2 separate regions of the Mus musculus genome follow, and region 2 is linked to region 1. The links are chromatin loops, found by intact Hi-C in ENCODE. Cell type or tissue: heart. All regions are shown on one strand. Each heading gives the region's core, and the rest is flanking DNA. Links, peaks and the distances in the headings are about the cores only.

Region 1 (7,754 bases), core at 2,477-4,976:
TCCATTATATTCCTTGCAATGCCTGGCACCTGTGTATGGGTGCGATGAACAACATCTATTTCAGCACTAGCAGCAATCGGTCTTCTAGACCCTTTGCTGGTCAGTGTCATCAGATGGGAGGCTCTTGGTCCCAGCAATGGCGAAAACTGTAATGGAAAAACTGTTGGTTTATCTCTTGGTTAGGATTAAAGGGACTTACTTCAGCGTTACCTTTGTAGTCTAGGAAGATTGGTTAAGTCTCAATTTGTATCCTTTGTTTTTTAGGCTGTGTGGATGCCTGGGAGCCTAAAGTGCTCCGGGCAGGCATGGGGGCACATTTCCAGGTACCCATTGTGAACAATGTGGAATGGGAAACAGTGCCCAATCACTTGCCTCCTGACACTCGAGTCTATGTGGCAGACAACTGTGGTCACTATGCCCAGGTTCAGATGTCTGATAAAACCGGTGACCGTGACTGGGCATGTGATCGCCGATTCTTAAAGTTTCACAAGTATGAAGAGGACCTAGACACTAAAACCAGAAAGGACTGGCTGCCCAAACTTGAGGTCCAGAGTTATGATTTGGACTGGACAGGAGCACCAGCAGCTGTGGTGATAGGTGGGGAGACGCATGGAGTGAGCCTGGAATCCCTGCAACTGGCCGAGAGTACCGGTGGCAAGAGACTGCTGATCCCCGTTGTACCTGGTGTGGACAGTCTGAACTCAGCCATGGCTGCGAGCATCCTGCTCTTTGAAGGGAAAAGGCAGCTGAGGATAAAGGTGGAAGACTTGAGCAGGGACAGGAGTTACCACTGAAGGAGCACAGGAATCCTCAGTGGGAGGGGAAGGGCACCTCCAGCCCCTCCTCTGCTAGGAGGCTGGCCAAGGTGACAACACAGGAGCCAGGGGGTAGGCACTGCCACCATTGTGTGGTACTTAAAAAAAAAGAGTTTCTATTAGTGTCTGCTGTTCCTTATTAAACAACAAAGGTCAAAATTCTTTTTCATTTTACCCATATGAGTGTTTGCAGGTGTGTATACTATACCACAAGTATGCCTGGTACCTGGCAGAGGTCAGTAGAGGTGTCATATCCCCTGGAACTGGACTTATGGTCATGAACCACCTTGTGAGTGTTAGGTACCGAAACTGTTCTCTGGAAGAGCAGCAGGTGCTCTTAACCACTGAGCCAACTCTCCAGCCCCATCAAAATTCTCCCTATAATCTCCTATCTCCACTAGTTTTGAGATTGTAACTTTTTTCTAGTGTGTACTACATAGGTACTCTGCTAAAGGAGCCAAATTCCCAGTGCCTTAGTATTTTCTGAGAAGCTGAGGGCTACAGGGCATGGTAACCAGCAGCCAGCTGTTTTTCGGATTTCTCTGCAGCCATCTCTGGGCTGGCATATCCAGGCCTTCTGTCCCACAGGCAGCTGATGTGGATTTTCTGCCTTTGTGGTGAACCAACTGAAGCAGTTCATCAGGTGGTGTCATGCCTTCTTTGCACAGCTCCTCTGCAAAGGTATTCATTTGTTTGTTCTGAGACCTATAGCCCTGGAAAGTCTAGAACTTATTATATAGACCAGGGTGGCCTTGAGCATAGAGACCCACCAGCCTCTGCTTCCAGAGTGTAGGACCAAGGTGTGCACCACCATGCCTAGCTCTACAGGCATCTTTTTGAGGATTCTGTATGAAAAGAGGTGAGACCCTGAGTCCACTTTGCAGCATAACCTGCTGCTGGAAGTGCCAGCTTGCTTACCAGCTCCTTGCTGCTAGTCATGGTTTTAGTGGCACTTGATTAAATGCTGTGATTTAGGGGAACAGCAAGATGACCCAGGGAGTAAAAGCACTTGCTGTCCAAGCCTGGTGACCTGAGTTCAATCCCTGGAATCCATATAAAGGAGAAAACCAACTCCACAGAGTCTTTCTCTGACCTCCACACACAGCAATGATCTAAGGGGCTGCCGAAATGGCCCAGCATCTAACTGATATTTCAGAGATCCCAGTTGAATTCCCAGGGCTCATGTTTGGTGGATCATGTTGGGTGGCTACCTTTAATTTCATCTCCAAGTGATCTGCTCCTTCTGGCCTCAGATATGTATACTCAGATGTGCATAAACAGACACATTCATATACATGTAATTAAAAATAAAAAAATGTACATTTCATTTTTAGATCAGGAAGCATCACTGGGTGTTGTGAGCCGAGGACCTTACAAGGTCAGGGTGCGGAGGCTCTAATCATACTGCCTCAGCACTGAGCTCTCAGATCCCCAGGGATAGGCTGGATCCTTAAACCCCAAAATACAGTGAGGTCAGAGAAGACCAAAGCAGGTAGTTGCACCTGCTGAGTAACCATGGGAAGGAGTGGGGGTGCTGGAGTTTGGAATCCGTTCTAAACACTACTTCTGCAACCACAAACAATTGGTTTAGAGTTGAGGTTCCAAGCAAGTATTTGTGCTACATCTTCAAGCCCAGCAGCTCCAATGACTAGGTTCCTGTCGGACTCCTTTGCTGCTTATTCTAGGAAGGCTGAACAAGTTGCTGCACGTACAACAGAAACCATAGAGCCAACCCTTCCCTTTCCATTCCTTCAGCTCTAGTAAAACTCTTGGGAGAATCAACTGGGCAAGCTGCCCATGTACCAGGTGGCAGATGCCAGGGCTTTGGGGTGCTTTAGGAGAGATTACTGGTAGTGTTTGGTTTTGTTGGCTGTGTCCTCCCAGGAAGAACACTGCCTGCCCTCCCAGGGTACTGCACAAACGTTTGATGTGGGTGGGTAGTCCATGGGTTCCTGAGATTCTCAGTCTCTAGTCAGCTTTTAAAAACCAGGAAAGGCCAAAGCCTTTTCTCCGAGGGCGGAGGGATATGTGTGTGAGAGTCTGCGACAGACAGAGATGGGGTTTCTTTCTCTATGTAGTCCAGGCTGTCTTAGAACTCACAGAGCTCTGCCTGCTTCTACTGGGATTAAAGGCATGTGCTGAGCCCAAAGTTTTTTTACTGTGGCCCACAAAGGCTGGAACACAATGTGAGCTGAGGGGGACTGTAATGACTATCACAGCAGGCTGGGTTTTAAAGGCAGCAGGGAAGAATTCACACCACTCTGCTGAGCCTGCTGGCATTTAGTCTCCCCTTCAACACCTCAGAGAGTGCTAAAGAAACAGAAGGCACCAAAAGGAAGCAAGCAAGCACACCTCTGCCAGCCACTCTCCTGTACTTAGTCTCCTGCATTGTGTGCAACTTGAGGCCATTCTGCTATCCTAGGTGCAAGACGGATAAGAAGTGTATTTGTCAAATGCTTTCTGGCCAGTGTTAGAACTTAGCCTGGGGGCTGGGGTACACACATTGTCCTTTTAAGTGACTGACTACAGGGGAGTGCTTGTGGCTATGTTCTTGCTGAGCAAACATGAAAAAAATCACGGGCTGGAGAGATAAGAGCACTGGCAGCTTGCTCTTCCATAGGTCCTGAGTTCAATTTCCAGCAACCACATGGTGGCTCACAACCATCTGTAATGAGATCTGATGCCCTCAACAATGTATTCATAAAAGAAGTTGGAAAATCGCTATCATGAATTTTCACCTTTGAGAACAATGAATGTCACCATTTCCCCAGGAAACAGGAATAAAATGGAGCAGTCAGAGTTATGGAAACTGGAAGGGAAACTGAAAAACTGGCCTAGGCTCCTGCTTGGCTTTGCAGGGAGGCCCCCTGTAGTAGTAGCTTTGGCCACAAGGTGGCAGGCCTCACCTCAGAAATGGTTACACAGGCTAGAGAGTTGGGACTTGCCCTGGGCTTAAGTTGTTCAAATGGAGTCCTAGCTCCCCCTGCCAAAGAGTACTGCAAACTTGGATTATATCTCAGCTCAGTGGAGATCAGAATCTGAAATTCAAGAGAATATAGACATTAACACAGTTTCTATGTCTAGCCTCTGGGAGATGTCCCATGTGTTCCTGTCACAGGAAGCTTACATGCATAGCCTTGCCCAGTGCGTTTGGTCCTTTACCTCAGCCAGTTGCTAAGTGGTGAGAATCCTGGTCACTTAGACACATGGGGCAAAATACTACTTGACATCTTGCTCCAAGGGCTCACAGCAACTTCTGATGACTGTCACCCGTGCTGAAGTGCATCAGGGCCACACAAAGTCCCAGCAGCCCAGCCTGCCAGGATTCTCTGACCATGGGTTGTACTTTAGGCCCTGGGGCTCCTACCTCCACCCAGCTGCCTCCCCAGCCGCTCAGTGACGTTCTTGCCATTTGGGCTCATCTTGTTTTACTTTCAAGAAGTATGTTGCTTTTAACTACAACAGTCTTTTCCCTTTCACTCCAGGAGGGAGTGAATACACAAACAAAATAAACTAGGAGCCAAATTAACTGATGAACTGTTTCTAAACAGAGCAGAGTCTCATCTGAGCAGCTGGGGCTACAGCTGCCAGCCCAGTCTCACTGGAGTCCCAGGAGGCACGCCCGCTCAGTGCTCAGTGGCCCAGTGTTCTGGGATTGGCCCTGCACTTCTCCCCTCTGTATAGCGATTCCCAGCTGTGTCATCTACTCAGGAAACCTCAGACTTGGGGTGCCCCATCACCAGTGCTGCTGCTTCATGAGTGGGAACAAAAGGTGGGAGGAGGAAGCAAGAGCTGCAGCAGGGTTACTCGCCCTCCTTGCCGCTCATGGGGATGAGGGCGAGGCACACCCCAGAGTAGCTGGTGAAGACTATATTCTTAGCTCTAGTCCTTACGATTGCTATTTGAGGTCTGAGCATCCAAAGTCCAGCCCTGAGGCCACTGAAGCCTACTCAGGGCAGTATGATGGCTTTTCAGAGTTGTAACTTTAAAAGGAAATCTCAGCTGTTCTTGAGGAGTTACATGCACTTGGCCTAATACAGTCCCGGCCTGGGAAGCAGCCCAGAACACTACAGGCGTGACCCACGTAGCAGTGGTTAGTTTTAATTGTCAGCTTCACGCCCTCTAGGATCACCTGGGAAAGGAATCTCAACAAAGGACTGCCTAGGTAAGTTGGCCTCTGGGGCAGTCTGTGAGGAATGAATGATCTTGATTACTTTGTTAAGGTGTGAAGAGCTGCCCACTGTGGGTGGCGGCATAGGATCCTGTGTTGTAGGAGTGACTTCTGGCTCTGATGGACCCTGGAACTGAATTGTAAAAGAAACTTTCCAGTAAGCTGTTTGGTCACAGTGTTTTATCACAGCAACAGGAATGAAACGAAGACCTTCATCTTTCCTCCGTAAAGTATGTGGAGAACACCCTATGTTCTGATTCCCCTGCAGCAGAGTTCCCAGCACAAAGCAGAACTACTATATAAGTCCATATACAGCCTTTGTTCCTGGAAGGTTTACCACGTATGCTCACAGGCCCTTGCCTTAATAATGAAGTCATGGGCTGGAGAGATGGCCCAGCGGTTGAGAGCACTAACTGTTCTTCCAGTTCAATTCCCAGAAACCACATAGTAGTTTACAACCATCTGTAATGGGATCCCATGTCCTCTTCTGGTGTGTCTGAAGAGAGTGACAGTGTACTCACATACATAAAGAAAGAAAGAATAATATAATCACAGTGAACGGTGGTCCCCTAGAAAGTCCCCTAAGCAGCCTGCTTGGAGGCATTGTCAATAAGGGATATAGATGAGGTAACCCCTTTAGTATAACCATTGTGGGAGAAACTTTGTAAGATCTTGGTGGGCTCAGGACTGGCTGCACAAGACAGTGGGAAGGGAGAAGGGTGCTCTTGAACCTCTGCAGCCCCTGGGTACTGCCACCCTGGCTTTTGTACCTCATTGGTGTTGTGGTGCTACAAGGCAGGCACAGGTCTGCCCAGGCTGACAGAAGAAATGTCTCTGTGTACAGAATGTGAGCACCTCAGCATGTGGCACTGGATGCTAGCCCAGGCCACTCCCTATGTGTCGACTCTGTGCAGCATTTTGACACACGTGTCCTCACTTGCCCGTGTTTTCTCCTTGCTCCCTTTAAGAAGACCATTGCAAGTCCCACAGACCTGTTCCCAAGCCACAGTCCTCTCCTTGCTGGATTCAGTTTGCCACCATGAGCATGGGAGCAGGAGGGGGAACAGCTTTTTTGTGTCTTTAATTAGGCAACAGGATAAAACAAAGTCTGGCTGGAAATTACCACTTGAAGCTTGCCAAAAAAGCAGTGCTGGCTCCGTATGCTGGAATAAGTGAAGGCCACTGGTTTCAAGAACACATGGTGGGCAGGACAGAGCAGAAACCACCTGACTCAGAGAGGAAGCTGGTGCCATCTGCCCTTTTCCATCATTAGCCTAACAGATGTCCTTTTCCTTGTATGGATTTATTACTTTTGATATTTTGAGACTGTGTTGCTATGAAGCCTAGGCTGCCTTTGAACTTATGACCCTCCTTCCTCCCTCCCTAGTGTAGGATTCCAGACTATCCTTTGATCTTTTGTGTGAAGGCTGGGTGAAAAAATCTTATCTTGCTGGGCACTGTAGCTTATGCCTCTAGTCCCAACACTTAGGAGCAGAGCAGGGATTTGAGGCCAGCTACACAGTGGCTTTCTAGGCTAGCCTAGGCTGCAGAGTAAGACTTGGTCTCGAGAAATTTAAAGAAATGCATCTCTATTGTGGGAATGGGGTCTGGAGGTCATTTTGAACACAAACCTGGGAATTCTACAGTGGCATTTTTATAGCTCCCTTCCCATGTCGACCTGCAGGGCATGGCGTTCCCCATGCTGCTGGAGGAAGCCTGTGGCTGCCACAGCTGGTGTCTTAGCCTGTTTCCAATTAGCAAGGAGAGTCGGAAGGTATCTTGGAGCTGCTTGGTGGGAGCTAGCACACCACCCACTTGGTCTGCTGCAGTAACCTTTAGGGACTGTTCACTGGTTTGCAGGAAAGGTCCTTCTGTAGCTCGTTCTCCAACTGTAGCAGCTGCACAGAACTAGGCTGTCCCCAGTCCTGACTAAGCCACACATCCTCTCTAAAAGGGGAGTTCTGGTGTTGCATTCTGCTGACCGGAGAATCAGCCCAGGACAGGCCACTGAGATACGACATAGATCCAATCCTGCACCTTCCAATTGGCTTCTCTTTCTCCTCCCCACAACCCCCCAAAGGTAACTAGCTGCCAAAAGGGACACCATCCTTTCCTTCAAAGCCATCACACCCAGGGCACAGACAGAAACCTATTCATTTTCCAAGGGAGAGAGTTCATCTTGGTCCTTGTCCCCCTTTCAGGGATGCCCCTAGCCCTAGGACAGAGCTAGGACACCCCATTCCTTGCCCTACTCTTTGAAGTGAGGTCCATGGTGATTCTAGTGTCTCCCCATGGAGGTGTCAGTGCTCAGCTTCAGTAAACACAACAAAATTCACAACAAGGTCTTCAGTCTGAGAACCAAAGCTCCGGTGAGCTTCCTGCCTTCTGAAAACCAAGAGAAACAGACAGCCATGTGCTCTCTCTCTCTTCTCCCCCCACCCCTGTGTGTGTGTGCTGAACTCAAGGCCTTGTGTACCCTACAACCAAACTCTGTTCCCAGTCTCGGTTCGTTAGATTCTTGCGGGCTCTAGAACATTCGCCCCATCCCAAAGAAAGCACTAAAGGGAAAAGGACTCATCACTGAGGGCAGGAAGGCCCAAGCGAAGGGTGAGGTCAGAGAGGCCTGCTTTATCTGCTTTATTTCTTTCTAGGTGATTGCACTTCAGGCTGGCAACATCTGATAGTGTAATTACCAACTAATTTTGTACCTCTGAATTACAAGCCAACAATCCAATTCAGCAAGGAACAGCAGTGTCAATAGCTTGTTG
Region 2 (2,500 bases), core at 1-2,500, 200 kb after region 1:
GGTGGTATACACCTTTAATCCCAGCACTTGGGAAGCAGAGGCAAGTAGATCTCTGTAAGTTTGGGATCAAACAGCTTGATCTACATAGAGAGTTCAAGGCCAGCAAGAGCCACATAGTGTGTCTTTTTTGTCTTTAAAAAAAAAAATTTAACTGAAATGGAGTATTGCTCAGTGGTAAAGTGCTTTCCCAGTATGCGCAAGGAATGAGAATCCTCCCAGTACTCCATGTGTTGCATACAATAATATTTAAGCCCACTTTTAGGTCAATAAAAACAAATGTGATTGTCAGAATTTTTTTTTTTTTTTTTGAGGCATGCTAGTGTATTCCTTTAATTCCATCACTCAGAGCAGAGGTAAGCAGATCTCTGTGAGTTTGAAGCCAGCCTGGTCTACAAAGGAAATTCTAGGACAACCAGGGCTACATTGAGAGACTCAATTTTGTCTCAAACAGAATTTTTTTTTTAAAAAAGAGAGAGATGTCTTAGACTTATTTCATGTGTATGAGTGTTTTGCATGCATGTGTATCTGTGCCCCACGTGTGCACCCAGTGCTTGTGGAGACCAGAAGCGAGCGCTGGATCTGGAGATAGATGGTTGTGACCCACCATGTGGGTGTTGGGAACGGAACTCCAGGCCCATGACTGCTTTCTATAGAGAAGGAAGCTGAGCTTCAGAAAGGTTAGAAAGCTTGCCCAGCATCACAGAGTGATCACAAGATCTGAGTTTGAGTTTCGGCGTCTGTGGATCTAAAGGAAAGGCTTGGAGGAGACAAATGGCGAAGGCGACTTCCCTGCCGAGAGGAGCTGGCTTCTAGCTTTCGAAGGCAAGTCTCACAACTCAGGCCTGTTGGCAGGACCCCAGCATGGGGAGATCAGAGCTGAGCAGTTGAGGAAAGAGGGTCCTGCATAGTGGAACCTCAGGGACTTGCTATGAAAGATGGACAGTGGTCACACAACTTCTTCCCGAGGAGGCACTTACTGGCTGACTGTTTAAAGCCCTTGGCAGAGTGGACGATGACATGAAGGAAGCCGTACAGTCCTGGAGACTCATCATCTGCAAGAGAGCAAGAGGAGGCTAGAGGTGTTGGAGACTCACCAGCTCTTCCACCCTGGGCTGGCAGGAGCTAGAGCGCAGACAGGGGTCTGTGGTCCACAGCACCACCTGCTGGCCAGTGGGACACAAGTCCATTGCTCACTGTTTTCCCACAGTGTGTGCAGCTCTAGGTAAGAAGGTATCCTTTCTGCTCAGACTGGGAGATAGAACAAATGTCTTAGGCTGGGCATTCAGTATCTTCCTCTCTCTGATCACGGCTTACTCCAAGGCTGCCCTCCTCTGCCTAATCCTTCAAAATGAAAACAGACTAATTTGAATCACTTTGTTCTAATAGGAAAGGCAAGGCTCTGAGGGAAGCCTTGTATGGGACACAAAGGTCCCCAGGCGAGCCTGAAGAAATCTGGCTTTCGAAAGTCCTTTCATGGCCTGAATGGTGGCACATGCTGTAATCCCAGCACTATCGAGAAGGCAGAGAAAGGAAGATTAGGAGGTCCCAGAGCAGATGCCATTCCATACCAGGGGAGCTGATTCTGGCCAGTCTCTAGCCTCACCTCAGCTCTCCAGCTCAGAAGCCTTCTCTAGGCCCCTGGGATCACGGCACCACTGCCAAACTCCCTTGCTTAGCATTTAAAGCCTACCAAATCTCTTTCCTGAAACCCCTGGCTGGCCTGATTTCTCATATCCCTCTCTAGTCTACCTAATGTCTCATCTTTCCCTGGTAAGCCCTTGCCCTATCCTGCAGCCTTCTTCTGTTCTGGTCGGGTGAGTTCCAGCATCATCTCCAGAATGCAGACTTTTTACTCAAACTGGATAGGGGCCAAGGAACCTGAGCCCTGGAGAGAGTATGTCCCATTTACAATCTCTGTATATCTGGCAAGAGGACAGTTTCAGCCACATTGGGCAGTGAGATCAGCCACCAGCAGCTATGCCTAGCCTCTTTGGTCTCTGTAGAAGACCCCTGGGAATGCTCTGGGAACCTGGACCTGCTGGCTGGGCAGCCTGGAGTTCCAAATCTTACCATCTTTATTGCTGGTGACAGGAATGTTGTGCACAGTCCTAAGCTTGAAACAGGATCCCGTGAGCACCTGGAGCTCCACAGAGCTCAGGACAAAGGCCTGGAGATCTGTGGGGGAAGCCGAGAGCAGAGGGAGCTTCATTATAGGTTCGAGAACCTACTGGTATCCTTGCAGACGCTTCAGGAAATCAGCTTAGTGTCTAGTGTTGGAGTCGGTTCTTTGGGCGAAGGGTAAGTCCTGCAGGTATTCACATGAGCACAGCTGTGGGTGTCGTCAGAGGTAAGAGATATATGCAAAGAGGCTCATGTGTGTGAGTGGGAAGTAAGGAGTGGAAGGACACCCAACCTAGGACCATAGATAGCCTGTCATGAATTCACTGTGTGGCTTAATTGGACCTCAACAGAGAGTAACACCCCAAGAGTGCCACCTCCC

Evidence for each region. Hi-C counts contacts between places; a loop is a spot of excess contacts. Peaks named below come from ENCODE experiments on the same cell type or tissue, not always from the same donor. Only the 100,000 strongest peaks of a DNase experiment are listed, where the experiment ranks them.
Region 2: a loop joins it to region 1, with 9 times the contacts of the local background. A loop is called at or near these places in 7 of 42 quality-filtered maps.

What each region holds. Positions count from the first base shown.
Region 1 is chr11:76,249,631-76,257,384 of GRCm38, forward strand. It overlaps Mrm3 (mitochondrial rRNA methyltransferase 3), which reads left to right. Exons shown (of 4, transcript NM_183263.5): 4 at 265-992. The coding sequence ends at 794. Nxn (nucleoredoxin) reads right to left here. Exons shown (of 8, transcript NM_008750.5): 8 at 7,596-7,754. Among named protein-coding and RNA genes, the nearest start is that of Mrm3, 9.8 kb to the left of the region's middle. In heart, for the core only: a CTCF peak has its summit at 3,697 (motif pointing right); DNase peaks (open chromatin) are centred at 3,711 and 4,441.
Region 2 is chr11:76,453,539-76,456,038 of GRCm38, forward strand. It overlaps Abr (active BCR-related gene), which reads right to left. Exons shown (of 23, transcript NM_198895.2): 13 at 2,071-2,175; 14 at 978-1,052. Among named protein-coding and RNA genes, the nearest start is that of Timm22, 48 kb to the left of the region's middle. In heart, for the core only: no CTCF peak of the experiment used is centred there; a DNase peak (open chromatin) is centred at 1,113.